2 separate regions of the Homo sapiens genome follow, and region 2 is linked to region 1. Evidence: read pairs that join two places in POLR2A ChIA-PET (ENCODE). Cell type or tissue: K562. All regions are shown on one strand. Each heading gives the region's core, and the rest is flanking DNA. Links, peaks and the distances in the headings are about the cores only.

Evidence for each region. ChIA-PET counts read pairs that join two places held together with the same protein. Peaks named below come from ENCODE experiments on the same cell type or tissue, not always from the same donor. Only the 100,000 strongest peaks of a DNase experiment are listed, where the experiment ranks them.
Region 2: POLR2A ChIA-PET joins it to region 1 with 6 read pairs; 2 of 35 experiments call an interaction of 5 or more read pairs at or near these places.

What each region holds. Positions count from the first base shown.
Region 1 is chr7:1,775,669-1,790,853 of GRCh38, forward strand. No RefSeq gene overlaps it. Among named protein-coding and RNA genes, the nearest start is that of ELFN1-AS1, 41 kb to the left of the region's middle. In K562, for the core only: no CTCF peak of the experiment used is centred there; no DNase peak of the experiment used is centred there; H3K27me3 peaks cover 165 bases.
Region 2 is chr7:1,856,478-1,871,662 of GRCh38, forward strand. All of the region lies in intron 18 of MAD1L1 (mitotic arrest deficient 1 like 1), which reads right to left. Among named protein-coding and RNA genes, the nearest start is that of MIR4655, 20 kb to the left of the region's middle. RefSeq lists enhancers at 230-1,037, 1,846-2,652, 4,272-5,089, 5,090-5,906, 6,841-7,515 and 1 more. In K562, for the core only: no CTCF peak of the experiment used is centred there; DNase peaks (open chromatin) are centred at 6,713 and 6,812.

The DNA of each region.
Region 1 (15,185 bases), core at 3,860-11,859:
TTTTTCAGCATTTTGATAATGATGTGCCTGGGCATTGTTTTCTTTGTGTTTATCCTATTTGGAATTTGCCGAGTTCTTGAATCGGCAAATTTATGTTTTCTACCAAATTTGGAAAAGTATGGCCACAATGTCTTCAAATATAATTTCCTGCTCCAATTACTTCTCTCCTTTTGGGATTTCAATGACAGGAACAATCGAGCTTATCGTTCCACAGGTTCCTGAGATTCTATTCCTTTTCCACCCAATCTTTTATACTCTCTGTTCTTCAGAGTGGACCGTTTATAGTGACCTGTCTTCAGGTTTCCCAAAGCCTCCTCTTTTCATCTCCATTCTAATATTGAGCCCATCCTATGAATTTTTTATTTTGGATAATGTGTTTTTTTTTTTTTTCAATTCTAAAATTTCCATTTAATTCTAGTTTCTCTCTCTCTGCAGAGAAATTCTATCCTTCCATTCACTTCCAGATTGTTCATCTTAACCTCATGAATTAAAAAAAGTTACCTGGGTTATTCTGGGACTGCTGTCTGTTGATTGTCTTTTTTCCTTAAGTATTGAAAAACTTTCCTTTTACTTTTTTCTTTTCTTTCTTTCTTTCTTTTTTTTTGAGACAGGGTCTCACTCTTAATTTTTTTGTATTTTTAGTAGAGACGGGGTTTCACCATGTTAGCCAGGATGGTCTCGATCTCATGACCTCGTGATCCGCCTGCCTTGGCCTCCCAAAGTGCTGGGATTACAGGTGTGATGCACCGCGCCCAGCCCAGAATACACATTTTTAAGCTGACTGCTTTATTGGGCTCTTATGAATTCTAATACTTTTTTTTTTTAAAGAAAGCTATTTGACATACAATAACATATAAAAATAGATATAAAAATCAGGGAGTTTAGGAACAGAACAAGTACCCGGGAACCTGTTATGCGCCTTGTACCATTCTTTTATCCCATGCTCTGGACCCCAGAGGTGACCACTAGTCTGAATTAATTTTTATTATCATGATATTGCTTTTCCTTATAATTATTCTAATGATACTACTTTTAGGTACATCCATAAATAGTGTTTACTTGTTAATTTTAATTATACATAAAAATGGTGTCGGTGTATGTATTCTGTTTTTTTGCACCTTGCTTTTTTTTTTTTTTTTTTTTTTTTTTTTTTAAATAAGCTGGGTCTTTGTTGCCCAGGCTAGAGTGCAGTGGTGCAGTCATGGCTCACTGCAGCCTCAAACTCCTTGGCTCAAGTCATCATCCTGCCTCAGCCATCCAAATAACTGAGATTACAGATGCACGCACCACCATGCTCAGCTAATTCTTTTTATTTTTGTTGAGATGTGGTCTTGTTATGTTGCCCAGGCTGATCTTGAACTCCTGGACTCAAGCCATCTTCCCATCTCAGCCTCCCAAAGCACTGGGATTACAGACGTGAGCCACTGTGCCTGGCCCTTACGACTTGTTTTTTATTCAAAATTATTTGAAGATTCATCTACTGGTGGGCATGGCTGTAGTTCTTTAATCTCCAGTTCTGTGTTGTGCTTCATTGTATGAATATACATCCATATATTTATTCATCTGTTACATGGAAATCGAGTTTTTTCTGGTGGTTTGATCTTGTGAACCATGATGTAGTGGTCTGTCCTGTCCTGGAGCTCTGGTGCAGAAGTTTGTCTCGGGCCTGTACCTAGGAGCGGAATTGCTGGGCCAAAGGGTATCACATCATCGGCATGGCTAGATCATTTGAAATTCATTTTCAGAACAGCCATCAGTGCACGAGAGTCTCTGCCAACCAACATCCTTGCTAACACTGGACATCATTAGACGTGATCATTGTTGTCAGTCTAGTCTATACAAAATGGTGCCCTGTTAAAGTTTTCATTTCCATTTCTTGTAATACTTTTTTTTTTTTTTGAGATGGAGTCTCACTCTATTGCCCAGGCTGGAGTGCAATGGTACCATCTCAGCTCACTGCAATCTCTGCCTCCCAGGTTCAAGCAATTCTCCTGCCTCAGCCTCCCGAGTAACTGGGATTACAGGCGTGCACCACCACGCCTGGCTAATTTTTCTATTTTTAGTAGAGACGGGGTTTCACCATGTTGGCCAGGCTGGTCTTGAACTCCCGACCTCCTAATCCGCCTGCCTCAGCCTCCCAAAGTGCTAGGGTAACAGGCATGAGCCACCACGCCTGGCCATTTGTTGGAATACTTTGAGATGGACCATCGTTGGCCATTTGTGTGTTGTTTCCAGTGAAAGCCTATTCATGCCTTTATCCATCTTTCCATCAGGTTGTCATTTTTCTCTTTTGGATTTTAGGAAGTCTTCATTCTAGACGCTAACCCTTTGTCAGTTAGGTGCATGCTGGAATTGTCTTCTCTGAGTGTGCGTCCTCTGTTTTCACCTTCTTTGTGTTGACTTTTGATAAACAGACATGCTCATTGTGATTATAGTTGCAGATAGTACTTTCTCTCTTTGTGGTGTGAGTCTTCTGCGTCACACTGTGCTTTTTGTATCTTGTGCTCTTTGTATCTCATGTTTGTACCTTGATTTCTGTTTTTTGATATGAAGTGATGGTTGAATACCATTCCTGCTCCCCTCCCCACGGGGATAACCAGTTGCCCAAGCACCATTTATCGAATGTCCGTTTCCTCCTGCTGATTTATGGCACCCCCTTTGCCATGCATCGAGTTTATATAGTCACACGTGCCTCTCTGAGCTCTCAGTCTATCCTGTCCCTTTGACTAGAATGACATAACTCCTTTAGTTACTACAGATTTACAATATGCCCTATGACCTGGGAGGCGAAGTCCCTCCTAGCTTCTTCAAGAGCGTTTTGACTGTTCTTGACTCTGCTCTAAATTCTAGAATCAGTTCATCAAGCTTCATGAAAATCCTGTGTGTTCTTCCAGAAGTCATCGCTGCTATACCATGTGGCTGAGGTTTGGGGTTAAGGAAGTTGTCTTCCCTTTGCTATGCATTTTTATTATGGATACATAGATATTATGTTTTTTTAAATGTTTTTCCTGGCCAGGTGCAGTGCCTCACGCCTATAATTGTAGCACTTTGGGAAGCCGAGGCAGGAGGATCACTTTAGTTCAGGAGTTTGAGACCAGCCTGAGCAACACTGTCTGACCAGTCAGACGTTGGAGACCCTGTCTCCAGTGAAAGTTTAAAAAATACTAGCCAAGCATGGTGGTTGCACACCTGTGATTCCAGATACTTGGGAAGCTGAGGAGGGAGGATCGCTTGAGCCTGGGAAGTCAAGCCTGCAGTGAGCTGTGATTGCACCACTGCACTCCAGCCTGGGTGACACAGAGAGCCCTTGTCTCAAAAAATAAAAACAAAATTAAAAAAGCATTTTTCCTATGCTAGCGAGATGACCAGAGATGTTCCTTCCTTATTCTGTTACTATGGAGAATGTATAAATGTATTTCCTAATGTTAAGGCACCGTTTCAATCCAGGGATAAACTTGATTTGGTCATAATGTGTTACAGATACAGGCACACACATAAAGAGATCATGCTATCACATTATAACCAAATTATATAGATAAAGCACATTATGGGCCAGGCACAGTGGCTCACACCTATAATCCCAGCACTTTGGGAGGCCAAGGCGGGAGGATCGCTTGAGGCCAGGAGTTTGAAACCAGCCTGGGGGCAACATAGCAAGATCCCATCTCTACAAAAAATAAAAAAAAATTAGCCAGGTGTGGTGGCATGCACCTGTAGTCCCAGCTACTTGGGAGGCTGAGGTGGGAGGATCACTTGAGCCCAGGAGTTCAAGGCTGCAGTGAGCTATGATTGTGTCACTGCACTCCAGCCTGGGCAACAGAGTGAGACACTGTTTTTTAGAAAAGCATTATGACCAAATGTATACACAGTCGTGCGCCGCGTAGAAACATTTTGGTCAGTGACTAACTGCACATCCGACAGGGGTCTCATGAGAGATTGTAGTGGATCTGAAGATTCCCTGTCGCCTGGTGCTGTGGTGGCCATCGTCACGTCACCGTGCAGTACGTTACTCGTGTGTGTATGTGTGTGTACGCACCCGTGATGCTGGGGTAAACAAGCCCTCTGCACCACCAGTCATAGGAAAGTCTAGCACATACAATTACGTCCAGTGCACAGTACTTGCAAATGATGATAAACCACTGTGTCACTAGTTCATGTATATACTATCCTATACTTTTTTTTTTTTTTTTTTTTTTGAGATGGAGTCTCACTCTGTCGCCCAGGCTGGAGTGCAGTGGCGCGATCTCGGCTCACTGCAAGCTCTGCCTCCCGGGTTCACGCTATTCTCCCGCCTCAGCCTCCCGAGTAGCTGAGACTACAGGCGCCTGCCACCGCGCCCTGCTAATCTTTTGTGTTTTTAGTAGAGATGGGGTTTCACTGTGTTAGCCAGGATGGTATCGATCTCCTGACCTCATGATCCGCCCGCCTCGGCCTCCCAAAGTGCTGGGATTACAAGCGTGAGCCGCCACACCCGGCCAACTTTTTTATCATGATCTTAGAGTATACTACTACTGATTAAAAACAAAAACAAAGTAACTATAAAGCAGCCTCAGGCAGGTCCTTCAGGAGGGATTGCTGAAGCCCTCCATTGGGACAGGATATGGAGGGGAAGTCAGTGATATTGGCGATCCTGACCCCGTGTAGGCCTAGGCTAATACTGGGCTAATATGTGTGTTTCTGTTTGTAACAAAAAATTTTTTAAGTAGAAAAAAGGGTACAGTGGGTCATGCCTGTAATCCCAGCACTTTGGGAGGCCGAGGCAGGAGGATAACCTGAGGTCAGGAGTTCAAGACCAGCCTGGACAACATGGTGAAACCCCGTCTCTACTAAAAATACAAAAATTAGCCAGGCATAGTGGCATGTGCCTGTAATCCTAGCTTCCCAGGAGGCTGAGGCAGGAGAATTGCTTGAACCTGGGAGGCGGAGGTTGCAGTGAGCTGAGATCGTGCCACTGCACTCCAGCCTGGATGACACAGCGAGACTCCATCAAAAAAAAAAAAAAAAAAAAAAGGTAGAAAAAAGTTTCAAAAATACTAGGTTGGTGCAAAAGTAATTGCAGTTTTTGCCATTAAAAGTAATGGGATTAAAAAGTAATGGTATTATTTTTGCACCAACCTTAATAGAAAAAAACTTACTTACAAAATAAAGAAAGAAAATATTTTTGTACAGCTGTACAACGTGTTTGTGTTTTAAGCTAAGTATTACCAAAAAGTAAAAATTTTTTTAAAGTTTACAAAGTAACAGTAAGCTAAGGTTACTTTATTATTGAAGAAAAAATATTTTTAATAAACAGAGTATAGCTTAAGTATACAGTGTTTATAAAGTCTTCAGTAGGCCAGGAAGGGTGGCTCACACCTATAATCCCAGCATTTTGGGAGGCCGAGGCAGTTGGATCACAAGAAGTCAGGAGTTCGAGACCAGCTTGGCCAACATGGCAAAACCCCATCTCTACTAAAAATACAAAAATTAGCAGGGTTTGATGGTGCACGCCTGTAGTCCCAGCTACTCAGGAGGCTGAGGCAGAAGAATCGCTTGAACCTGGGAAATAGAGGTTGCAGTGAGCCGAGATGGTGCCACTACACTCCAGCCTAGGCGACAGAGCGAGACCCTGTCTCAAAAAAATAGTCTCCAGTGGTGCACAGTAACGTCCCAGGCCTTCACACTCACTCACCCTCTCTCACCGACTCACCCAGAGCAACTTCCACTCCCGCAAGCTCCGTTCGTGCTAAGTGCCATATCAGGTACGCCACTTTAAAGTCACTGATCCTGTGTTTTCACGGCACCTTCTCTGTGTTTAGATGTGTTGAGACATACAGACATACAGTATTGTGCTGCAGTTGCCTGCAGCGTTCAGTGCTGTCACCTGCTGTGCACATTTGGAGCCCTGGAGCCCAGGAGCCACAGGCCACACCGTACAGCCTGGCCATGGGGTAGGCTCTGCCATCTTAGAGTACACTACTGGATCTGTGGAAGGTCACTTACACGTGACGAAATCGTCCAACAACATGCGTGCAGACAAACAGATATGGTGCTATAACATTATAGCAATATGCATATAATATTCTACGCATGTCTCAGAATGTATCCCCAGGGTTGAGCATTGCTTGACGGTACATATAACACTATTGAGGTAGGAGGTGGGAGTCAACTCCAGACCTGATTGAAGACTAGCTAAAACACAGAAGAGGCACTGAAAGCTCTTCTCCCTAAGACAGGCCCACCAGCGCCGCAACAGTTTAGCATTGCCATGGCAACACCCGAAAGTTACCACCCCTTTTCATGGCAGTGACCTGGAAGTTATCATCCCTTTTCTAGAAATTTCTAAATAACTTGCCCTTTAACTTACGTATATTTGAAAGTGAAGTTTGGGCGTAGTGGCTCACAGCTGTAATCCCAGCACTTTGGGAGGACAAGGAGGGCGGATCACTTGAGGTCAGGAGTTTGGCACCAGCCTGGCCAACATGGTGAAACCCTGTCTCCACTAAAAATACAAAAATTAGCCGGGTGTGGTGGCGGGCACCTGTAATCCCGGCTACTCGGGAGGGTGAGGCAGGAGAATCGCTTGAACCCAGGAGGTGGAGGTTGCAGTGAGCCAAGATAGCACCACTGCACTCCAGCCTGGGTGACAGAGCGAGACTCTGTCTCAAAAAAAAAAAAAGAAAGAAAGAAAGTGGGTGTAGGTATGATTGCAGAACTCCTCCCAAGTTGTTACTCTGGACACACTGCCCGCGGGGTGGCCCTGCCCTGTGGGAACAGCCATGGGGCTGTAACCCCGCCACCTCAGTAAAGCTGCCTCATTCTACCCCACTGCCAGCTTTCCCTTGTAGTCTGTCCTAGGCGAAGCTAAGAACCCTCACCAGCTAAGCCCTACTCTGGGGCTCGCCTGTCCCACATCACTGCTAGATGGTTTGATTTTTGTTGTTGTTGTTTCAGAGATTTTGTGTATATGCTTATTAAAGAGAGTGTCATTAACTTCACTTCTCTTACCACCCTTGTCTATCGGGCACAAGGATTTTCTAATCATCAGAGAATCTGCTCGGGAGCACTCCCTTTGGCTGTCTTTCCTGGAAGACTTTGAATAAGATGGAAATCATCTGTGCCTGGAATGCTTTGCTAGAACTTGCTCACAAAACAAGCTGAGCCTCGTTTTTGTATTGTGAGAAGATTTCTAAAATACTGATTAAATCTTTGTTGTTGTTTATAGTGCGATTCAGGATGTCTCTTCTGAGTCTGTTTTGGGAATTTGTATTTTCCTGGGAATGTGTCCATTTCATCTAATTATCAAATTTATTTGCAAAAAGATGTTCATAATATTCCCTTTTTCTTTTTTTTTTTTTTTCAGATGGAGTCTCACTGTGTCACCCAGGCTGGAGTGCAGTGGTGCAATCTCGGCTCACTGCAACCTCCACCTCCCAGATTCAAGTGATTCTCCTGTCTCAGCCTCTCAAGTAGCTGGGGTTACAGGCAAGTGCCACCAAGCCCAGCTAATTTTTTTTTTTTTTTTTTTTTTGAGACAGAGTCTTGCTCTGTTGCCCAGGCTGGAGTACAGTGGCGGGATCTCGGCTCACTGCAAGCACCACCTCCTGAGTTCATGCCATTCTCCTGCCTCAGCCTCCCGAGTGGCTGGGACTATAGGTGCCTGACACCACGCCCAGCTGATTTTTTATATTTTTAGTAGAGACAGGATTTCACCATATGGGTCAGGCTGGTCTCGAACTCCTGACCTCTGGTGATCTGCCCCCCCCCCCCCCCGCTCAGCCTCCCAAAGTGCTGGGATTACAGGCGTGAGCCACTGCGCCCAGCCCATAATATTCCCTTATTAACTTTTCAGCCTCTACTCTCCTGTGTAGTAATGTTCATTTTCTCTATCCCAATAGTTCTTGTGTTTTCTATTTTTTAAAAAAATTGATTAGTCTTGCTAGAGGTTTAGTTCAGCTATATTAGTTCTTCCAAAAAATCAACTCTATAATTCCTCCCCATTGTATTTTTATTTTCTATTTTATTAATTTCTGGTTGCCTTTATTATCTTCCTTTCATTTTCTTTGGAATTATTTTCCTGTTCTAACTTTTTAAGTTGGGTACTTATTAATTTTTAGGGGATTTTCTTCTAATATATGCGTTTATGACTACAAAGTACTTATCACCATATGGTGTTACAATTCATGATCATTTTTGGTATTTTCACTATTTAGTCTTAAGTATTTCTGAATTTCCATTATGAGACTTTTTTACCCGTGGGTAATTAGAAATATGTTTTTAAATTTCTAGATTTATTAAGATTTTTAGGCTTTAGGTTTCTTTCATTGTTATTGACTTCTAAACTACTTGGCGTTGTGCTCAGAGAATGCTGTTACTATGGTACCAGTCCTTCCAGGTCTATTTAGGTTTGATTGATGGCTGAATATGTAGTCAGTTCTATAATGTTTCTTGGGCCCTGGAGAAGAAAGCATATTCTCCGGTTATTGTATACAGAATCCTATAAATATCTTGCGGATCAAGTTTGTTACTTTGTCGCTCAGATCTTCTAAATCCTTACTGATTTTTATTTGCTTGTTCTATCAATTACTGAAGGAGGCGTGTTAAAATCTCCCTGTGTGCTGCTGGATTGATCAGTTTCTTCTTGTAGCCATTTCTTGTGTAATTTGCTTTCTTTATAAAATTTAAAGTTACCCTAATAGGTACATACACGTTCAGAATTCTTCTGTAGTTCTCCTGAGTCAGCGCCATATTGTGACCTCTTTATCCCTGGCAATGCTTTTTGCATTTTGATCAGAATATTATTTTCCTGGCTGGGCACAGTGGCTCACGCCTGTAATCCCAGCACTTTGGGAGGCCGAGGTGGGTGGATCACCTGATGAGGTTGGGAGTTCGAGACCAGCCTGACCAACGTGGAGAAACCCCGTCTCTACTAAAAATACAAAATTAGCCGGGCTTGGTGGTGCATGCCGGTAATCCTAGTGACTCGGGAGGCTGAGGCAGGAGAATCACTTGAACCCGGGGGTGGAGGTTGCAGTGAGCCGAGATTGTGCCACTGCACTCCAGACTAGGCAACAAGAGCAAACTCCGTCTCCAAAAAAAAAAAAAAAACAAAAACAAAAAGAATATTTTTCATTCTTTTTTCAACCAATCCCTGTACTGTATTTTTTCATTCACCCAATCCCTGTACTGTATTTTTCAACCAATCCCTGTACTGTGTTTTTCAACCAATCCTGTACTGTATTTCAGTCTCACACAAAAAAAAGAATATTTTCATTCTTTTTTCAACCAATCCCTGTACTGTATTTTTTCATTCAACCAATCCCTGTACTGTATTTTTTCAACCAATCCCTGTACTGTATTTTTTCATTCAACCAATCCCTGTACTGTATTTTTCAACCAATCCCTGTACTGTGTTTTTCAACCAATCCTGTACTGTATTTCAGTCTCCAAAAAAAAAAGAATATTTTTCATTCTTTTTTCAACCAATCCCTGTACCATATTTTTTCATTCAACCAATCTCTGTACTGTATTTTTTCATTCAACCAATCCCTGTACTGTATTTTTTCGTTCTTTTTTCAACCAATCCCTGTACTAACATTTTAGGAGTGTCTTTTTTGTTTTTTATTTTTATTATTTATTATTTTATTTTTATTTTTTTGAGACAGAGTCTTGCTCTGTCACCCAGGCTAGAGGGCAGTGGTGCAGTCGCGGCTCACTGCAACCTCCACCTCTCAGGTTCAAGCAATTCTCCTGCCTCAGCCTCCTGAGTAGCTGGGACTACAGGCACCTGCCACTACACCCAACTAATATTTTGTATTTTTAGTAGAGATGGGGTTTCACCATGTTGGCCAGGCTGGTCTCGAACTCCTGACCTCAGGTGATCCACCTGCCTCGGCTGGGATTATAGGCATGAGCCACCACGCCTGGCCGTGGGCATACAATTTTAGAGCTTTTCTTTAACAGTTTTTTTCTGTCTAAACTTGGAAGATAGTTGTTCCTGTTCCTTTTTTGCTTCTTTTATGTGTGATAGGAAGTCGTAGGTGGTCTGTTTGTTGTAGTGTATGGGTGACCTGTATGTTCTCTGGTGCAGCTTTTAAGCCCTGTGTGTCATGTTCTGCAGTTCCACTATGAGGCACCTCTGAATGGATTTCTACTCTTCCTGCTTGGATTCATCTGGGTTTCCTTATCTGAAAGACTATGTCTTTCATTCATTCTAGGAAATCCTTTGCCATTATCCCTCCTGACAGTGCTTCTCTCCTATTCTGTGCAGAATTTCTTTCTGCAGCACCAATTAGCCCTGTGCCGGACCTTCTCCCCTGACCTTCTGTGTCTCAGAGCCTGTCTTTTCACCTCTGATTTTCTTGGTGCTACATTCCCTGTAATATCAACTTCCAGTCTACTAATTCTCCCTTCAGCTGTGTCAGTCTGTGTTCAGCCCTTGTGCTGCAGTCTGTGGATTTTCCGCAGGTCTACCTTCTAGTCTGCCAATTTTTTCTTTTTCTTTTTCTTTTTCTTTTTTTTTTTTTTTTTTTTTTCGAGACAGAGTCTCACTCTGTTGCCCAGGCTGGAGTGCAGTGGCTCAATCTCAGCTCAATCTCAACCTCCATCTCCCGGGTTCAAGTGATTCTCCTGCCTCAACCTTCGAAGTAGCTGGGATTACAGATATGTGCCACCATGTCTGGCTAATTTTTATATTTTTAGTAGTGACAACGTTTTGCCATGTTGGCCAGGCTGATCTCTACCTCCTGATCTCAGGTGATCCACCTGCCTCGACTTCCCAAAGTGCTGGGATTACAGGTGTGAGCCACTGTACCCGGCCCCAATTTTCTAATTCTCTGTTTAGCTGTATTTATCTGCTGTCTAATCTTCCCAGTGATTTAAGATTTATTCATGACTATATTTGTTTTACTTTGTTTCTTTCCTAGTTTTTAAATTCTCTTACTATGTTTTCATTTCCCTATTTCAGGTCTTTAAAAATATTAAACGTTGTGTTTTATATGCTGTTTTCATTAAGACCAATATCCCAGGTCTTTCTGGGCCAAGTTCTATTTGTTATTTGGGCTGATCTTTTACATGGTGTCTTGCTTTCTGGTAGTTTTTTTATTAAAATCATATTATTGTACATATTATATGTAAATATATATTTGAACTTGACCTTGGACATTCTCTAAGGCCTGGGTTGAGGCATATTCCTCCAGAGGAAAATGTGTTTGTTTTGGGCAGGTTCCTGAGGCACTACAAATCCACATTAAATTACAATTCTCAGTTGGGCACGGTGGCTCACGCCTGTAATCCCAACATTTTGGGAGGCCGAGGCAGGCAGATCACCTGAGGTCAGGAGTTCAAGACCAGCCCGGCCAACATGGTGAAACCCCATCTCTACTAAAAATATAAAAATTAGCTGGGTATGGCGGCGGGCACCTGTAATCCCAGCTACTCAGGAGGCTGAGGCAGGAGAATTGCTTGAACCTGGGAGGCAGAGGTTGCAGTGAGCCAAGATTGCACCACTGCACTCCAGCCGGGGTGATAAAGCGAGACTCCATCTCCAAAAAATAAATAAATAAAATTAATTACAATTCTCACCTTGTCATTTTGGGGTCATGCAAAGAGCAGAAGATTTAGGAGCCAAGCCCGTGGCAGGGCTGGTCAGTGCTGCACATTCTCTCGGGATTTAAGAAATAAACTTGCCTGGTACTAAGGTTAAGACAGTTTCCCTGCCGACTAAGGCTCAGGATGTTTCCTAGTTCGCCTTTTCCTGAAGGGGGCAGCCATTCCAGAATGCTGGCTTCAGGCTGGGTGCTCTCTGACCCCTTCCCAGTGTGGTCCCCAGGCTTGGTGCCCCGTCCCTCTTAGGACAGAGTCGCCGTGTCAGAGCCACCTTCGCTCCCCGAGTATCTGCTGGCTTCAGCCCCTCTCCTGCCTCTTGGACTCTGGCTGTCATTTTGTCCATGGACTCCCAGAATTTCTTTTGGTTGCTTGCAGGTTCATTCTGGCAATGTAATTTAGGTGTTTTGCAGGGAGTAATTGCAGGGTCTCTAGTCCAGAGCTCTCAACCTTAGCTTATATCCGAGTCCTTGTTAGCAGAGCTTGTTAGCAGAGGTTCCCAGCACCCCCTCCAGAGTTTTGGACCAAGACAGGCTGGGGCAGGCCTGAGAATCTGCATGTCTCAGGAGCTCTCGGGTGATGCTGGTACTGCCGGTGCATGGGCCACACGTTGGGGGCATCTGCCCCTTTTTCCTCTACAGCACCTGGCGGGCACAGGCGCTCTCATCAGGCACGGAGGAGCGCCACATTGGGGGTGTTCAATTAATCTGGTGTATCTGCCTCGAAAGCCACCTTCACAGTGACTCAGATTTTAGCATGTGTGAGCATCACCTGGACAGCTTCTTAAAACACACAGTGGCCGGGCGCGGTGGCTCGCATCTATAATCCCAGCACGTTGGGAGGCCAAGGTGGGCGGATCATTTGAGGTCACGAGTTCGAGACCAGCCTTGCCAAAATAGTGAAACCCCGTCTCTACTGAAAATAGAAAAATTCACTGGATGAGATGGCTCATGCCTGTAATCCCAGCCACTTGGGAGGCTGAGGCAGGAGAATTGCTTGAACCCAGGAGGCGGAGTTTGCAGCAAGTGGAGTTTGTATCACTGCACTCCAGCCTGGGTGACTCTGTCTCAAAAAATAAAATAAAATAAAAACACATAGCGTACTTGCCATCAGACTGTTAATATTAGTTACAAAGAATCAACTTAGAGTTTCTACGTGTCACTAATAAACTATTATTCACATAAATTCTGTTTTTATGTATTGCTTCCTCCTGCTTTCTTGACATGTGTCTTGATGTCTTTAACCCACTAGCTTCATTTCTGCTTGTTAAATAATGAAAACATTTAATCCTATGTATTTTTTTTTCATAGTCTTAGCTGGATCTAAGTTTAAACAGCGATTATTTTCTCCATCGTTACAGAGTTTAAGTGCAGTTTTTATTTCCTCTTTGACCCAAGACTCATTTAGCAGAATGCTTTACACGTGCAACTGAATCATAAAATGCTTCTTAATTTCAAGTTATAATGCATTGCTGTTTGAGAAAATGCTCCACTCAATTTTTTTTTTTTGCATCTCAATGTATTGTCAGTCTTTCTGTCACATAGACACTCAAAAGTTATATTCTCTGCTTGAATAAAAAATAATTTGAACATATATTTATCTCTTAAGTATATCTCTTTTACAACATTTAGATTTTCTCCGATTTTTCCCTCCTTGAGCGAGCCTTATGATTCTCCAGAATCCTGCCTGGAGAGTTCACAGACCATGACACAGGGAGGGGGACCCCGGCTGAGCTGCTGGACTCACAGAGCTGAGGAAATGGAGCTGAGGGTCCAGGGAGATAAGGACGGATGGAGAGAACAAAGCAGAATCCTGGGGAGGAGGGAGCTGCAGAGAGAGCTGGAGCTTTGTAGAGGCTCCTCCTCACCCACTCCGGAAAGCGATTCGTGGACTTTAATGCACCTAACAGCAGAGTTTCAAAATACACTAAGCTGGCCGGGCGTGGTGGCTCACGCCTGTCATCCCAGCACTTTGGGAGGCCAAGGTGGGTGGACCACCTGAGGTCAGGAGTTTGAGACCAGCCAGGCCAACATGGCAAAACCCTGTCTCTACTAAAAATACAAAAAATTAGCCGAGCATCGTGGTGCTTGTCTATAGTCCCAGCTACTCAGGAGGCTGAGGCATGATATATCCTTGTACCCAGGAGGTGGAGGTTGCAGTGAGCCAAGATTGAGTCACTGCACGCCAGCCTGGGTGACAGCGAGACTCTGTCTCAAAAAGCAAAAACAAAACAAAATCCCCCCAAAAAAATACACGAAGCAAAACCCAACAGAATGGTAAAGAGACGTAGAGAAATCGATGACAGTGATTTCAACACTGCCCTCTCAATGACCAATCAGACAGGCACACAGAAAACCACTAAGAGCTCACAAGATCGGGACATCACCACTGGCCACCTCGATGGACTTGATATTTACAGAATGTTCAACCCAGCAACAGGAGAATGAGTTCTTTTAAGTTGCACGTGGAATATTCACGAAGGTAGACCCTATTTAGGGCCATAAACAAGTCTCAATAAACTTGAAAAGATTCAAATCATACAAAGTGTGTTCTCTCACCTCAATCGAATTAAGTTAAAACCAGTAACAGAGGCTGGGCATGGTGGCTCACGCCTGTAATCCCAGCACTTTGGGAGGCCAAGGCGGGTGGATCACCTGAGGTCAGGAGTTCGAGACCAGCCTGATCAACATGGTGAAACCCTGTCTCTACTAAAAGTACAAAAATCAGCTGGGCATGGTGGCAGGCACCTGTAATCCCAGCTACTCAGGAGGCTGAGGCACGAGAATCACTTCAACCCGGGAGGCGGAGGTTGCGGTGAGCCAAGATTGCGTCACTGCCCTCCAGCCTGGGTGACAAGAGCAAAACTCCATCTCAAAAACAAACAAGCAGTAACAAAGATTTCTAGAGAATACCCAAATATTTGGGGACAAAAATAAACACTTCTAAGCAATCCACAGGTCAAAGAAGAAATCAAAAAGGGAAATTAGTAAGGAGTTTGAAGTGAATGATGATAGAAACACAACATAGCAGAATTTTTGAAATGCTGCCAAAGTGGTACACAGGAGGGAATTTAGAACACTGAATACTGGCCGAGCGCAGTGGCTCACACCTATAATCACAGCACTTTGGGAGGCCAAGGTGGGGGGATCACTTGAGGCCAGGAGTTCGAGACTGGCCTGGGCAACATAGTGAGGCCCTGTTTCTACAAAAAACAACCAAAAAAAAAAAACTCCCCAAAAAATGAGCTGGGCGTGGTAGTGCACACCTGTAGTCCAAGCTACTCACAAGGCTGAGATGGGAGGATCACCTTAGCTTGGGGAGTTTGAAGCTGCAGTGACCTGTGACTGTGTCCCTGCAATCCAGCCTGGGTGACAGAGTGAGACCCTGTCTCAAAAACAAAAAATGCTAATGAGATGGAATAAGCAAATTAATATAAATAAGTGATGAATATAGAAAAGGAAAGAAGTAAAAATGGAACATAGAACGTTTCAGACAAGGCCAGACAAGGTGGCTCACACCTGTAATCCCAGCACTTTGTGAGGCCGAGGCGTGCAGATCACTTGAGGTCAGGAGTTTGAGACCAGCCTGGCCAACATGGTGAA
Region 2 (15,185 bases), core at 2,515-10,514, 79 kb after region 1:
ACAGCCCCCGCTGGCCAGCTGTCGGCTAATCTGCTGGCTACGAGCAGGTAATTTCTCATTGGGGCCTGCTCGCTCTCTGCTTATCACCCGCGGCCTGTATCCGCTGCGTGCTGTGTGAGCAGAGATAAGATTCATTAATAAAGAAAAGTTCAGGAGGAGCTGCTCGCGGCTCCTCCACAAACCCAGAAGGGAAGATGGCACAGCCCCGAAGATGGCATAGCCCCGCCGCGCTCCAGACCAGTCCCTGCTTCCTGCCAGCGGCAGGGCCCACGCGCACCCCGCGTGCCTCCACGTTCCACACGTAACCCAACCCTGGAACGTGGTCTCGGGCCACAACGGCTGGAGGGACTCCTGCGGGCCTCTCCCAGGCTCTGTCACCCTGGGGGAGGGAGAGGGAGCCTGGACCTCGCTGCCTGTGTGTCCCCAGGGAGGCCTTCAGACCGAGCTGACCATGAGCTGCCACACAGCAGCTCATCCTGTTTCCTGGACCCCCCAGGAAACCCTGACTGTGCTGGACCCTGCTGGTCACGCCTCCTGCCAACCCTCCAGCAGCACTCGGGTGAGGACGAGGAGCTGCGGGGAGCAGACTGGTGGGGCAGGCAGGACAGTGTCAGGGTCTCCCCCTCGGTGCCCGAGGCTCTGGGAACCTCCAGGACTCCTCACCAACAGCAGCCAGAGCCACGGTTTCTTAGGCAAGAGCCGCGAGCGCGGACCGTACTGGCACCTTCCCGAGGATTTCATCAGCAGCCCCACCAGGAGGCACGGCTGTCCCACGTCTCGGGCGAGGGTGGGTGCGATGACTTTCCACAGCCTCTGACTCAGTGCTCAGGGCCCCTGAAACCCGCCTTTGCTGTGCTCGGGGGGCGGCACAAGGTAGGGCTGCCTGCCGGTGTCCTGGTCATGCCCCGGGAGGCAGCCAGCCACAGCCTGGTCCCTTGCTGGCCCCATGACCCACAGTCAGGCCTCTGCTGTCACATAGGCACTCCTCACAGTCCCCCACCCCGCGTGTGCAGCTGAGTTTTCAGACAGAGGAACAGGACGGTCCCCTCGCTGCCATCTTTTGAGTTTCTGCCCTGCTGCGGCTGGGATGAACGGGGCTCAGGTGAGGGGGCTGGGCCCGAGGATGAGCCCCTGGACCAGGGCTGCCTGGGAAAGGACAAGGAAGGGCTGGGCCAGCTGGACAGGAGGAAGAGGGGCCTTGGAGCAAAAAAGAGGACACAGGAGTGTGGGCAAGGCCAGGGCTCACCAGGGGCCGGGGGACGTCCTGGTCCTGCTACATCTGAGGCCTGCCCGGCTAGGCCAGCACGACGCCCCCTCTGAGGCTCTGATGTCCCAGCCAGTCCTTGTCTTTCTCATCCACTCAGTCCAGGAAGGCAGGTGGTGCCTGGGGACCTCCAGGCTGGGGGCCCAGGGAGGCTCTTGTCCACCCCGGCCCTGCAGAACCTGCAGAGGCAGCCCTTCCTCCCGTCCCCAGGGCCGAGTCCCTTGGCTGTGGCCCACGCTGGCAACCGCTGTCCACAGAGCCCGAACTTTCCTCCCTGCCTGTATTAATTATGACGGAGTAAACAACAGAGTTCTGGAAAATGCACGTTTCCATGTGACTGCTTTTTTTTAATTGGTAGGTCTAACATTTAAAAGCTGCTTTAATTTCTTAGGCTTGCTTTTCCTCAGCACGGGCTCAGGCTGAGAGCAGGGAACTCATCACTGGCGCGCCCGTCGGTGGCAGTGTTGGGAGTCTTGGAGCACAGGCAGAGTCCCCTGCTCGCCACAACCAGGAGATAGCGGTGCTGGGATCTGAGTGGGGACATGGGCTGGCCAGTTGCACCCCAAGGCCGGACCCCAACTCCGTTCCTGGCCCACTCTGGGCATGACAGGGGATGAATGGCTTTTGTTTTTGCCTTGGCTCAGCCTCCACCTGGCTTGGAGATCTCTGAAATCCTTGGTTTCTGAGGCCTCCCTTCCACCCAGGGGCTCTGCGTGTGAGAGGGTGGCGTCCACGGCGTCTCCGGCTCCCATGTGGTGCCCCCACCTCTGCACACCTGAGGGACAGGCGTCCTGGGGTCAGCCCTGAAACTCATTCAGGTCTTGCTGACCCTGTCCCGGCACCAGGACGCCCGCGGTGCCTCCTCCTACCTGGCGGGGCTGCTAGGGTCAGACCCACGCCACAGTGCAGGGCAGACTGGGATAGTGAGAACATGCGCAGGGCACATGGTGGCGAGGACGCATGGGCTACACAGACACGAGGCCCACAGGAAAGCCACAGAGGCCACAGACTAGGCCACCATGGGGTCCCAGGGCAAGGGGCCCCCAGCTGGAAAGTAGGCCCAGCAGGAATGCTTCACGAGCACGGGCAGTCAGAGCCTCTGCCCCTCCTGGCTTCAGGGACAGGGCCTGACCACCTCTGGGAGATCCCAGGTCAGGGCAGGGGGCCCAGGTCATGACTTGCAACCCACCTGGACCACCACGCCTTTCCACTGAGGCTCTGAAAGGCCACCCAGACACAGCTCAGATCTGGGGGGCGTCCCCCGACTCGGCCTGCATGGGAGAGGTGGAGGGATGGAGCAGACCTCCACACCAAACCCCATACGCAGGAGGGCCAGGCACCTGAGAGAGGCCTGCAGAGACGGAGCAGACCTCCACACACAACCCCACACGCAGGAGGGCCAGATGCCTGAGAGAGGCAGTGGGAGATGGCGCCGGGCTTCCCCAGCCTGCCTCCCCCTGGTGTGAAGGAAGAGCCACTTCCCAGAACGCTCAGGCAGACAGCTGGGTGCGCAGCAGCTGTGATGATCAGAACCCTGACCAGGCCACAGTGGCAACGACAGCCTCCTGGGGCTGCAGGTTCACCAGGCGTCTCCATATCGGCCCTTCCAGCTTGCATCTCCCCGTTGATTCCAACTCATTCTGCACAGGGAAGGATCAGGGCAGAGCCACAGGGATATGTGTTTCGGCTACCGTGCAAAGGGCTTTGAAAAGTCAGTGCTGCCCACAGGTGGGGCAGGTGGCTGCGAGGCGGAGCGCATCCCACCTGGAAGCCCCACAAGTGGGATCTGAGTGGCCCCAGGTGCCAGGACTTTATGTTTTTCTCTGGGGACCTTATGGCACCCATGATGGGGACCTTGCCAGCAAGGAGTGGATGCCAGTGGCAGCCCTGCAGAGGAGGGAGGAGACAGGCCCCAGGCACAGCCCCAGCCCCTCAGCTGGTGCTCTCCGTAGACCTGACACCCTGCAGGGCTCCCTCTGTTCCCTAGACGTGACATCCTGCAGGGCGGCCTCTGTTCCCTAGACCTGACATCCTGCAGGGCGGCCTCTGTCTCCCTAGACGTGACATCCAGCGGGGTGGCCTCTGTCTCCCTTAGACATGATACCCGGCGGGGCGGCCTCTGTCTCCCTAGATGTGACATCCGGCGGGGCTGCCTCTGTCTCCCTAGATGTGACATCCTGCGGGGCGGCCTCTGTCTCCCTAGACGTGACATCCTGTGGGGCTGCCTCTGTCTCCCTAGACGTGACATCCTGTGGGGCGGCCTCTGTTCCCTAGACCTGACATCCTGCGGGGCAGCCTCTGTGTCCCTAGACCTGACATCTGGCGGGGCGGCCTCTGTGTCCCTAGACCTGACATCCTGCGGGGCGGCCTCTGTGTCCCTAGACCTGACATCTGGCGGGGCGGCCTCTGTCTCCCTAGATGTGACATCCTGCGGGGCGGCCTCTGTGTCCCTAGACCTGACATCTGGTGGGGCGGCCTCTGTGTCCCTAGACATGACATCCTGCGGGGCGGCCTCTGTTCCCTAGACCTGACATCCTGCGGGGCGGCCTCTGTGTCCCTAGACCTGACATCTGGCGGGGCGGCCTCTGTCTCCCTAGATGTGACATCCTGCGGGGCGGCCTCTGTGTCCCTAGACTTGACATCCTGCGGGGCGGCCTCTGTCTCCCTAGACCTGACATCCTGTGGTGGCCCCTGTCTCCCTAGAGGTGACATCCTGCAGGGCAGCCTCTGTCTCCCTAGGGGTGACATCCTGCAGGGCAGCCTCTGTTTCCCTAAATGTGACAACCTGCAGGGTGGCCTCTGTTTCCTGTCCCTCGTCCCTCACAAAACGCTTTGTTCTTCCCCAGTGAAGGTCTGGAAAACGAAGCTGCCCAGCTCTGCCTGGGGGCTCCCTTGGGTGCCTAACCGAGGGCAGGGGCTACTGGCGACTGCACCCACATGGCTGCCGGCCTCAGGGAATAAGGATCCCCTGGGCATCATCCTGGGCATCACCCCGGGGCCTGACCTCCGCTCACATCTCAGGATTCTCTGAAGTGCTCTCTCTCGGCCTCAGGAAGGGATGCCGTGAGCATCCCGAGCACAAGGGCACTGCACTGAGGACAGCTCAAGGCTGCCCTGGGTCACCCCTGTGCCTTCTGGGCTCTCCGGCAGCTCCAGCTCATGGCAGACAGGCCGGCCGTCAAATCTCCCACCCAGTTCTGGGTCTTGCCTGGAGGGGCTAGTCTATAGGTGGTTGTACCAGCAGCTGCCCCGATGGAGTCCACCTCTGTCCTGGCCCGCCCCTCCCCTCGGAAGCCGTCACTGGGACACCCAGTCTGTACCGCACAAGTCCCAGCACGCAAGCCCAGAGGCGGCCGCTCACCCTGCCCCTGACTGGACAACTGCCTCCATATTCAAACCACAACCACCAAAGACGGGCAGGAGGCTGGTGACCCCCCGGGGCTGAGGCTGGGGCTCGGCCACGGCTAGGCTCTGGGGAGCAGGGCAGGTGCTGGGTCCGGTGGGGGCTGGGCTGAGACCGGGCTGGTCCCCCTCTAGGCAAGGGCCCTGGGCACATGGCTCCACCTGGCTGAAGCTATCCTTTCCCAGTGACAACGGGGCTGAGGTGGGGACTAAAGGCCACAAGGGCCAGGACACGCCTCTAAACAGAAGCGTCACTGCTCCGCCTGCCCCCTGGTTGGAGGGACACTGCTCCGCCTGCCCCCTGGTTGGAGGGACACTGCTCCGCCTGCCCCCTGGTTGGAGGGACACTGCTCCGCCTGCCCCCTGGTTGGAGGGACACTGCTCCGCCTGCCCCCTGGTTGGAGGGACACTGCTCCGCCTGCCCCCTGGTTGGAGGGACACTGCTCCGCCTGCCCCCTGGTTGGAGGGACACTGCTCCGCCTGCCCCCTGGTTGGAGGGACACTGCTCCGCCTGCCCCCTGGTTGGAGGGACACTGCTCCGCCTGCCCCCTGGTTGGAGGGACACTGCTCCGCCTGCCCCCTGGTTGGAGGGACACTGCTCCGCCTGCCCCCTGGTTGGAGGGACACTGCTCCGCCTGCCCCCTGGTTGGAGGGACACTGCTCCGCCTGCCCCCTGGTTGGAGGGACACTGCTCCGCCTGCCCCCTGGTTGGAGGGACACTGCTCCGCCTGCCCCCTGGTTGGAGGGACACTGCTCCGCCTGCCCCCTGGTTGGAGGGACTCCTGGCCCCCCAGCCCAGGAGCTGCTGGGAACGTAGAGGGCTGGGGTGTGCCCTCAGCCTCAGAGCCCCACCGCCATGCAGGGGACGCAGAGTGACTAGAGAAGTGAGTCTCTTGAAGGCCTCCTAGACCTGCAGAGCCTCTGGCATCAGCCATGGCTGGACACCCCCACCCATTTCCTCCACAGAGAAACTCGGGGAGCTGCTCAGGGGTGTCTGGGGCGTCCCCAAGAGCGGCACCCCGCAGCCTCGGTGCTCTGGACTTCGGGAGCCAGGTTACTCCGGGTTGGTCTCCTCAGCACACCGAGCAGCACCCCGGGCCTCTGCCCACCAGAGGCCAACAGCCTGGCCCCAGCTGTGAGGACTGAAATATCTCCAGATGTTGCCACGGGTCCCCTGGGAGGCAGAAGCAGCCACAGTTTGAACTGTGCCCTAGAAGACGGCAAAGCTCCACAGAGGCCTTCCCTCCTCATGTCCCTGTCCTGTGCATGAAGTCTGGTGGGGACCCCAGAGGCAGGGGCTTGAGGATTTGTGCCGGAGAGTCCCGAGACTGCAGCAGGGCCGACCTGGATCCCTCCCTCCCTGCCTTGCCCCTCCCAAGCTGTGTGAGTCTCTCAACCTTTCACAGTGTCAGAATCCTCTGTACAATAAAGTTCATCAGATCCACTCAGGGGGCATTGCTGGAGGCTGAGGGCATCGGCCCTGGCCGGTCCAGCAAGTGGCTGCCATCTAGGTAACGGTCTGCCTACAGGCCTGTTATTTACTTAGTATTTTCTTTAACCCAACTTTCCTTATTAGCTTCAATAGGCCCAGTGAAAAAGGAAGCTTTACATCACTGCTGTAAAATGAAAAAAAACAGTGCTTGCTATAAATAGAGTGACGATGAAAACAAACTCAAAAGAGACAAAACAATTCACCGAAACCCTCATCTACTGGTCTGAGGTGGGCTCTGGGCCCACAGCTACTTGCCGGCCGTAGAAAGGGGCCCGCAGGGTCAGATGTCAGGGTCCCATGGGCACTAGACTGAGTCCGTGTCTTCAGGGGATCAGACAAGTCCCACATGTGTTGGGGAGACCCAGAGCCTCCTCCTCACTGCCTGGTTGCTGATTGTGGGGCCGTCTTGCACAGGCCTGGAGGCTGGGAGGGGACGCTGCACTCCGCACCCTCCATCCAACCCCCCAACCAGAGGAGGGAGCCCCAAGCCCCGCAAGCCAGGTGGCGTCCAGATCTGAGCGCACGAGGAGGCCGCCTCAGCACGGGCTGAAGACCTCACTCCTTCGGCCTCCGAAGACGGGGTTAGCGGAGCCCAGGGCGGGGTGAATGCCGGGTGCGGCTCATCAGGCCCGAGAGGGCAGGGAGGAAGGCCTGGGGCCAGGATCTAGTTAGGCACTGGTGAGGGTCCGCAGAGAGCCTGTTAACAGTCTGGCTGCAGAAAGGCAGCTACCGGCAGGCCCGGGGCCAGCGGCACGGCCGTCACAAGGCCTGGGCGGGGAGACCTCGCGGTCCACTGAGGGCCTCTGTGAGGAGAAAGATGAGACAGCACTTCAGTCCTGGGGAGGGTCTGGAACAAGCCCCCGCACAGCACGGCCTGGCTGAAGGCCCGGGAGCCAGTACTGAGGCTGACCCCTGAGCAGCACTTCAGCCACATCTCACCCCCAGACCCAGGAGGAGACTTGGGCTTGCAGAGACCGTCACCTGCCCACACCCCACGCGCTGGGCTCAGCCTGTGTTCTCAGCTGCCCTGCCCTGCCCCATCTTGCCCCTCCGCTCCCTGGAGCTCCTGGGTGGAGGGTGGCCGGCCTGCAGTCCCGGAACACCGTGGGCTCCCGTGCTCCTGCAGCCCCGTCAGGCACCCGGGGGCCCAAGGATAGAAAGCCCCGAGGAAGGCCAGGCGCGGTGGCTCCTGCCTGTAATCCCAGCACTCTGGCAGGCCGAGCCAGGTGGATCACAAGGTCAGGAGTTCAAGACCAGCCTGGCCAAGATGGTGAAACCCCGTCTCTACTAAAAATACAAAAAATTAGCCAGGCATGGTGGCACGCACCTGTAATCCCAGCTACTCTGGAGGCTGAGGCAGAGAACTGCTTAAAACTACTCTGGAGGAGCAGAGGTTGCAGTGAGCCGAGATCGCGCCACTGCACTCCAGCCTGGGCCCCGAGGAAAGCCGAGGGAGAAACTGGCCAGGATGGGGACGGGGCGGCCCTGCGGAGGAATTCCCGCAGCCCGGTGGGACTTGCAGAGGAACAAAGACCCCGGGCCAGGGTCTCCAGGAGGGTCAGACAGTTGGGGAGCCGCTTTCCTGGCCACTTGTGTTGCTAGCAGAGACACCTGAACACCTGAAGGAGGAGGGGAGGCGGCTGCAGGGCTCATGGCCTGTCTCAGCTCAGCACTGGCTCCCTGCAGGGCAGACCCGGGGCCCCTTTCCTGGACGGGACTCGGGGGAACTTGCCTTTGGCCAGAGCTCCAGGGAACCTGCAGATCAAAGGTCCAGCCCTTCCTTTTGACTGGGGCTCAGGGCTGGATGGGTCATTATCCAAATTGCTTCTGGCTTCTGAACACCCCCCTGCCGGGAGTCTTTAAAGGGTGGATTTGCAAAGTCCCCATGACACAGTTGCTGGGCAATTTGTCAGGACGAGGAAATATTCCTTAGACATCCACACGAGCTGATGCCCAGAACTGCTGCAGCGGTGCCCTTCCCCCATGCGGGGCTGTGGCCTGGACGTCTGTCTCCCGACCTCACGTGGACCCCTGATCCTCGATACTGGAGTGGGGCCTAACCGGAGGTGTTTGGCCGTGAGGGTGGGCCCTCGTGAACAGACTGGCCCCCTCCCTGGGGTGAGGGGGTTCCCACTGTTGGGAGAGCCTGGTGCCCCCCGCCCCCACTCCGCCCCTTTCTCGCTGCGTACTCTCTGCACACAACAGCTCCCCTCGACTTCTGCCAGGAGTGGATGCGGCCTGAGGACCTTGCCAGATGCAAATGTCCAATTTTGAACTCTGCAGCCAGCAGAATCCTGTGTCGAATAAGCCTCCTCATAAACCACGCAGTCTCAGGAGCTCTAGTATAGCCACACTGAAGCACTGAGACACCTACCACGCCCGCAGCTCAAGTCCCCACCTCACGCCCACTGACCACGCTCTCACTTGTCTAGTGACACCCTTCCGGGAGCATCCCTGTCCCCAGTCTGCCCTGTCCAGAGCAGGTGACCAGGCCCATCCTGTCTGGGACTCCCGGAAGGGGGCACATGCGTGAGGCGTGCACAAGCACCCACCCTATGGGATCTGGCCCACAGAGTCAGGGGCCCAAGGCTTCCCACCAAGACCCCAGCTCTCCACAGTGGCTCCTCCTTGGGGAAAGAAGGGCCAGAGAGAAGCTCTTGGGGGTCTGCAAGGCCTGTCTGCCTGTCCCTTGAGTCAAAGCTGACCTTGCCGGGCACAGATGGGGCCCCCAGGCCTGGTGCCAGCCCCGGGGCATCCCAGCCCTGCTGCTGCCCGGCTGTAGCCCTGAGTGCCCACAGCAGAGCTTTCAGAGGTCTCAGGACACCCTGCCCTGCAAGCTTCCCTTCAGTCTCCTCAGAAGAAATTGCTTTAATATTATTTACAAGCGCAGGGCGACGGAGCAGCCAGATGGGAAGATGAGTCTTTTTACGATGCAGGGAGGACTGGAGACCTGAGAAGGGATACTCAATATTAATACCATCACCTCAGTGTGGAATTGAGGCCTCTTGGTAACCAGAGGCTGTTCACACAAGATCCCTTGAGGAATGCCTTCCACAAACTTTGATGTGAACTAATTAAGTTTGCACAGTTAATCAGGACTGGCTGCCTTGGAGACGCAAAGGCACAGACCCAGAGAGCGGCTGCTACGGGATCTACAGCGACTGCTCTCTCTCTCGAATGGCAGCCCCTCCTGCTTGCAGGCCCTGTGCACCGCCTGGGGGCTTCGGGGCTCCACGAGCCAGATGACAGCCTCTAGTGAGCCACTGGGCCCTCGGGGAAGCCCTGGACAAGCCTGCCAGCGTGACAGGCACCATCGGCCCGCAATGGGCCAGGCAGACAGCCGTGATGCGCCCCAGGGGAGGGTGGGGTGGTCCTGGGTCTGGAGAACCATGCTGGTTTTGAAGCAAAACTCTTGGGATAGCCAGGGATGTCCATGTCAGAGACCACGAGTGCCCCCTGACAGACCGTGGGTGGGAGCACAGATGCTCAGCAGGGCTGGTTGGTGGGAGGGGGGCCAGAACGCCCGGGTGCACACTGGGAGCCAGGTGCCTGGGTTGGGAGTATAGGGCCTCAGTACATGCTGGAAGCCAGGTGCCCAGGTTGGTGGTGCAGAGCCCGGGTGCGCTCTGGGAGCCAGGTGCCCAGGTGGGAGGAGATAGACGCCTAGGCCCTTGCGCTGTGGGTCCCGACAGCCTCTGCCCTCCAAGACAAGGGTGGAGCCTTGCAGAGCCTGCTCCTGGAACCCTAACTGGTTCTGTAAAGCTCCCTGTGCCCCCACTGCAGGCTGAGGCCGTAACATGCTCCCAGGAACAAAGGGCTGAAGCAAGAGATGAGAGCGAGCTCCACCCTCCAGACGGTTCCAGTCTCTGGGGCAGAGACACGAGGGTGCACTGTGCTGAGGAGAGGTCTTAAGTGGGGAAGAGGAGGCTCAGGGAGCGCTACAGAGAAGCTGCTGGTGTGAGACGCCACGGGAGGCTGCGGACAGGCAGGCAACGCAGAGGCCATGGCACCTCTTGCCGGCCAGCCCCAGAGCAGTCCTGCTTGGCGGGAGCGTTGGGGGCAGGCAGGGGTGAAGGGCAGGGAACATCGTGAAAACCAACTAGATCTGTTCCACGGGCTGACGGGAGCCCTGAGGGCCTTCAGTGAGGGTGTACCATGACTGGGGAAGCAGCAGGAGGCAGCGACATAGGGCCCGGTGAGGGCCAAGGAGGAGAGATGGGCAGCTCAGCTGCCAGCGCTGGCTGGGCCAGGCTCCTGCAGGCGTCTCACTGTGCTGGCCTGCTCTCCATGCCCACAGCGGTCCTCCTGCAGTAGGGATGGGGAGGTGCAGCTCGGAGGTAGGGGAGGTAGTGGGCAGCACTCACTACAGGGCCCGCTGGGCTCCTGACCGCAGAGTGGGTCACCACAGCAGCACCTGCTGGCCCAGTGGGTGAGGGGCTGAGGTCGGCTGCAGTACTTGGAGATCTAGGGCCAAGCTGGGGCGAAGTGGGAGACAGAGGCAGGCAGAAGCTGGTGAGATGGATGGCACGGTCAGTGCCACAGACATGGGCACCGTAGGCCTCCCCTGGCATCACTGACCACATGCCAGGGACACACATGAAGCTCATGCCCAGCCCAAGCTCCAGAGGCCTTCGGGGCTAATGGAGGAGGGGAATGCCGGGACAAGGAAGTGTGGGACAAGGAAGAGGTGCTGGCTGCCTCCGCAGGACCCCCCCGGAAGATGTAGAGGAGAGAAGCGGGTCCAGCATGGAAGGCGGCACTGCAGCCTGAGCTCCAGGTCTGGATGAGGCGGTGGCAGCAGCTTCCTCTGGGGGCCGCAGGAATTGGGACAGATCTGGCCCTTCTGCTCGCCCAATCTTCTGCAGAGTGCAAAGCGGGCCATGCATCCCACTGCAGGTGTGCAGTGAGTAGGAGCGAGGTGGGCCATGGGGCGCGGAGGCTTCTGCACATCTCAGCAGCACTCTGCCAGATTCTACCGGTGGCTCGGGCCCAATTTCCATTCCAGGAACCTGCGCCTGAGGCCTCCTGCAGGCAGGGAGAAGGGCCACGCTTCCTGGCCTCCGGGGCAGAGCTCCTGCAGGGTGGCTGTAGGGGATGGGAGGGGTGGCACAGGGAGGTGACACAGTCCCTCATTGGAGGGACTGGACGGGCTGAGCACTGGCCCCTGCCATCAGCTCTGGGACAATAATTGGAGCTGAAGTTGTTCCAACGACTTATTAAAAATAAATGGCGATGCATCGGAGGCAGTCCCTGCCCAGATGAGAGCCACATAATTAGAGCAGTGTCTGTGCTCGCTTCTCCCGTCTTCCCTAATACGGGGCGACAACCGTCTCTGAGGGGCCCTCCACATCTGTCCTCTGTGTGGCCAGTGCCCTGCCCTGCCCCACATGGCGCTGAGCAGACGCCAGCAGTAATTCCCCTACTGACCTCTGTAAGCACTGTCCCTGCCGTGCCCGCTCAGAGTGGGCCCTCCTGCACCCTGCCATTCAGCCCAGCGAGGTGCACTGTGGCCCCCCAGACACCAGCACTCCTGACCCCACAGTGGCCCCTGGGGTGGACAATTTGGCCAAGATAACCTTGAGGCAGAACAGGGAGCCAAGCCCCACCTGCTGATAACCGAAATCAGTTAGAACTTTCTGGATTTTTAAGGAATTGGCTCTGAGATTTCAAGTCACTGCCTCCCCAGCTCCTGGGTACTGTGGAGGCAGCGTGGACTTCCATGGCTGCTGCCGCCCAGCACACACCACGCTTCCCGGGCTGCTCCCACGCAGGCCGCGCCTCCCGGGCTGCGTGCTGCTGGAGTGGGGCCCTCCATGTCTGTCCTCCCCAGCGAGGCCTCCCACCCACCCCACCCCACGGATAATTTACACAAAGAAAGTACAGGCTCAGCAGGGGGTGGGGAAGGGAGCTCCTGGAGGTCCCTCCAGGGATGGAGCATCATCCTGGGGTCCTGGGATTAGGCTTGGATTTCTCCAGCGCGTCATGCGATACCCTTGCGGCCTGCCTGGAAGTCAGCACAGCCCATGCCGGGTAGGAGTGACACGCACTGCGTGTTCACAGCCTTAACCAGAGGCGAGAGTTCTCACAGTTGGGGATGCGGCTCAGCACCAAGGGGCCAACAGGACGCAGTGACGACCACCAGGGGAACGCCCAGAAGACCAGCATGTCAGCTAAGGAGCTGAAGGTGTGACCTCCCCACACAGGGGCCCAGCGGTGCAAGCCCTGGCACACCAACCCTCTGCATGGAGAACCTGGCCTCTTCCCCACACGGACGAAGCTGAGCACGGAAGCGCCGCCTCACCGCGCCAGGCAGAAAGCTAGCCCGGCACAGCCCAAACCCTCGCGTGTGTAGGACTCCCCCAAGGCTCTGTGAAAGGCAGGCTCTGGCTCGGCAGGCTGGGGTGGGGCCCGAATGGCACCGACGCAACTGGTCCAGGCCACACGTGGACGGTGAGGCCCGGGACGGGAACATCCGAGCAACGATCCATGCCCAGGCACCATCGCCCGCCCCCATGGCTGCCGGCATGGGGCGGGGTTGGGTCTCAAGGAGAAGGCACACACGCTGCTGTGGGGGCCACAGAGGCCCGGGGGAACGCCAGGGAAGGAGCAGTCAGCCCACGTGGAGAGCACCCCTTGCCTGGGACCCCCTCCCACAGCCTCTCCCAGAGGCCTCTCTGAGTTCCCAGCATCTACCTCGGCGCAGGCTCTTAGCTCTCCCTGAACTCCACCTTATAGGCTCTCAAGGGCAAGAACCAAGTCCAGGTTCCTAAACTCCCCAGGTTTCCTTAAATCCCCAGCCCAGGGTTGGGCACAGCGATGGCCTGCAAGAGCTCAGCCCACGTGCAGCTGGGAGCAGGTGACCTCCCCAGGGCCCTCTTCCCAGCGCCTTTGCTGCCTCCCCTTCTCTCCAACCTCAGTATCACAGGGACCCGGGAAAAAACACTGAAAAACGTGACAAAACGGAACATAACCATGTTCCAGCCTGGCTGTGCCATCCATCTCCAGCTGCCGAAGGGTAATTTAATTAGCCTGCGTCGGTAATGAGCTACGATTGTCAATCAGCACTGTCACACTAGCACGGGTTGAGGGGGCCGAGGACCACAGCCTCATGGAGATCACGTGCGTGGGCTCCATGGAACACATCACGACTGTCCCTGCAGGAGGTGATGCCACACCACACCTAGACTGGGCTCCCGCAAGTGCCTCCATGGGGCAGGCAGGTTCAGGTCCAGCTGCTGACGGAGGACCCAGGCTCGTCCCACAAGGCAGGCTGTGAGCCCAGGAAGCAACGGGGTCCAACAGGCGGCTGGCTGGAGCACTTCATAAGCCAAGGGGTGCCTCGCCCGTGCCTCCCCTGCCCCTGCCGTGCCAACCCGGAGTCCACATTGGTAGGTGAGGTGTGGGAGGCCCAGACACGGCAGAACAAGCCTGACCTTGAACCGAGACAGGGAGAGTGACTGACCCCAGATGCGAGCCGCTGCCCAGAACTGTCGGCAGGAAGGCTGTGCAGGTGGCAGCTCACGATGTGTCACATCCGGCCTAGTTGGTGCCCAACATATGCCTGCCATGCTGAACCCAACATATGCCTGCCACGCTGAACCGACCATAACACCTGCCACGCTGAACCCAACATATGCCTGCCACGCTGAACCGACCGTAACACCTGCCACGCTGAACCTAACATACGCCTGCCACGGTGAACCTACCGTAACACCTGCCATGCTGAACCCAACATACGCTTGCCATGCTGAACCCACCATAACACCTGCCACGCTGAACCCAACATACTCCTGCCACGCTGAACCCACCGTAACACCTGCCACGCTGAACCCAACATATGCCTGCCACGCTGAACCCAACATACACCTGCCACACTGAACCCAACATAAGCCTGCCACGCTGAACCGACCATAACACCTGCCACGCTGAACCCAACATACGCCTGCCACGCTGAACCCACCGTAACACCTGCCACGCTGAACCCAACATATGCCTGCCACGCTGAACCCAACATATGCCTGCCACGCTGAACCCACCGTAACACCTGCCACACTGAACCCAACATACACCTGCCACACTGAACCCACCGTAACACCTGCCACGCTGAACCCAACATATGCCTGCCACGCTGAACCGACCATAACACCTGCCACGCTGAACCCAACATATGCCTGCCACGCTGAACCGACCATAACACCTGCCACGCTGAACCGACCATAACACCTGCCACGCTGAACCTAACATACGCCTGCCACGATGAACCTACCGTAACACCTGCCACGCTGAACCCAACATACGCCTGCCATGCTGAACCCACCGTAACACCTGCCACGCTGAACCCAACATACGCCTGCCATGCCGAACCAACCGTAACACCTGCCACGCTGAACCTAACATACGCCTGCCACGTTGAACCTACCGTAACACCTGCCATGCTGAACCCAACATACACCTGCCACGCTGAACCCACCGTAACACCTGCCACACTGAACCCAACATACGCCTGCCACGCTGAACCGACCATAACACCTGCCGCGCTGAACCCAACATACGCCTGCCATGCTGAACCCACCGTAACACCTGCCACGCTGAACCCAACATACGCCTGCCACGCTGAACCCAACATAAGCCTGCCACGCTGAACCCATTGTAACACCTGCCACACTGAACCCAACATACGCCTGCCACGCTGAACCCACCGTAACACCTGCCACGCTGAACCCAACATATGCCTGCCACGCTGAACCCACCGTAACACCTGCCACGCTGAACCCAACATACGCCTGCCAAGCTGAACCCACCGTAACACCTGCCACGCTGAACCCAACATATGCCTGCCACGCTGAACCCAACCTACGCCTGCCACGCTGAACTGACCATAACACCTGCCACGCCGAACCCAACATATGCCTGCCACGCTGAACCCAACATACGCCTGCCACGCCGAACCCACCGTAACACCTGCCACGCCGAACCCACCATACGCCTGCCACACTGAACCCAACATACGCCTGCCATGCTGAACCC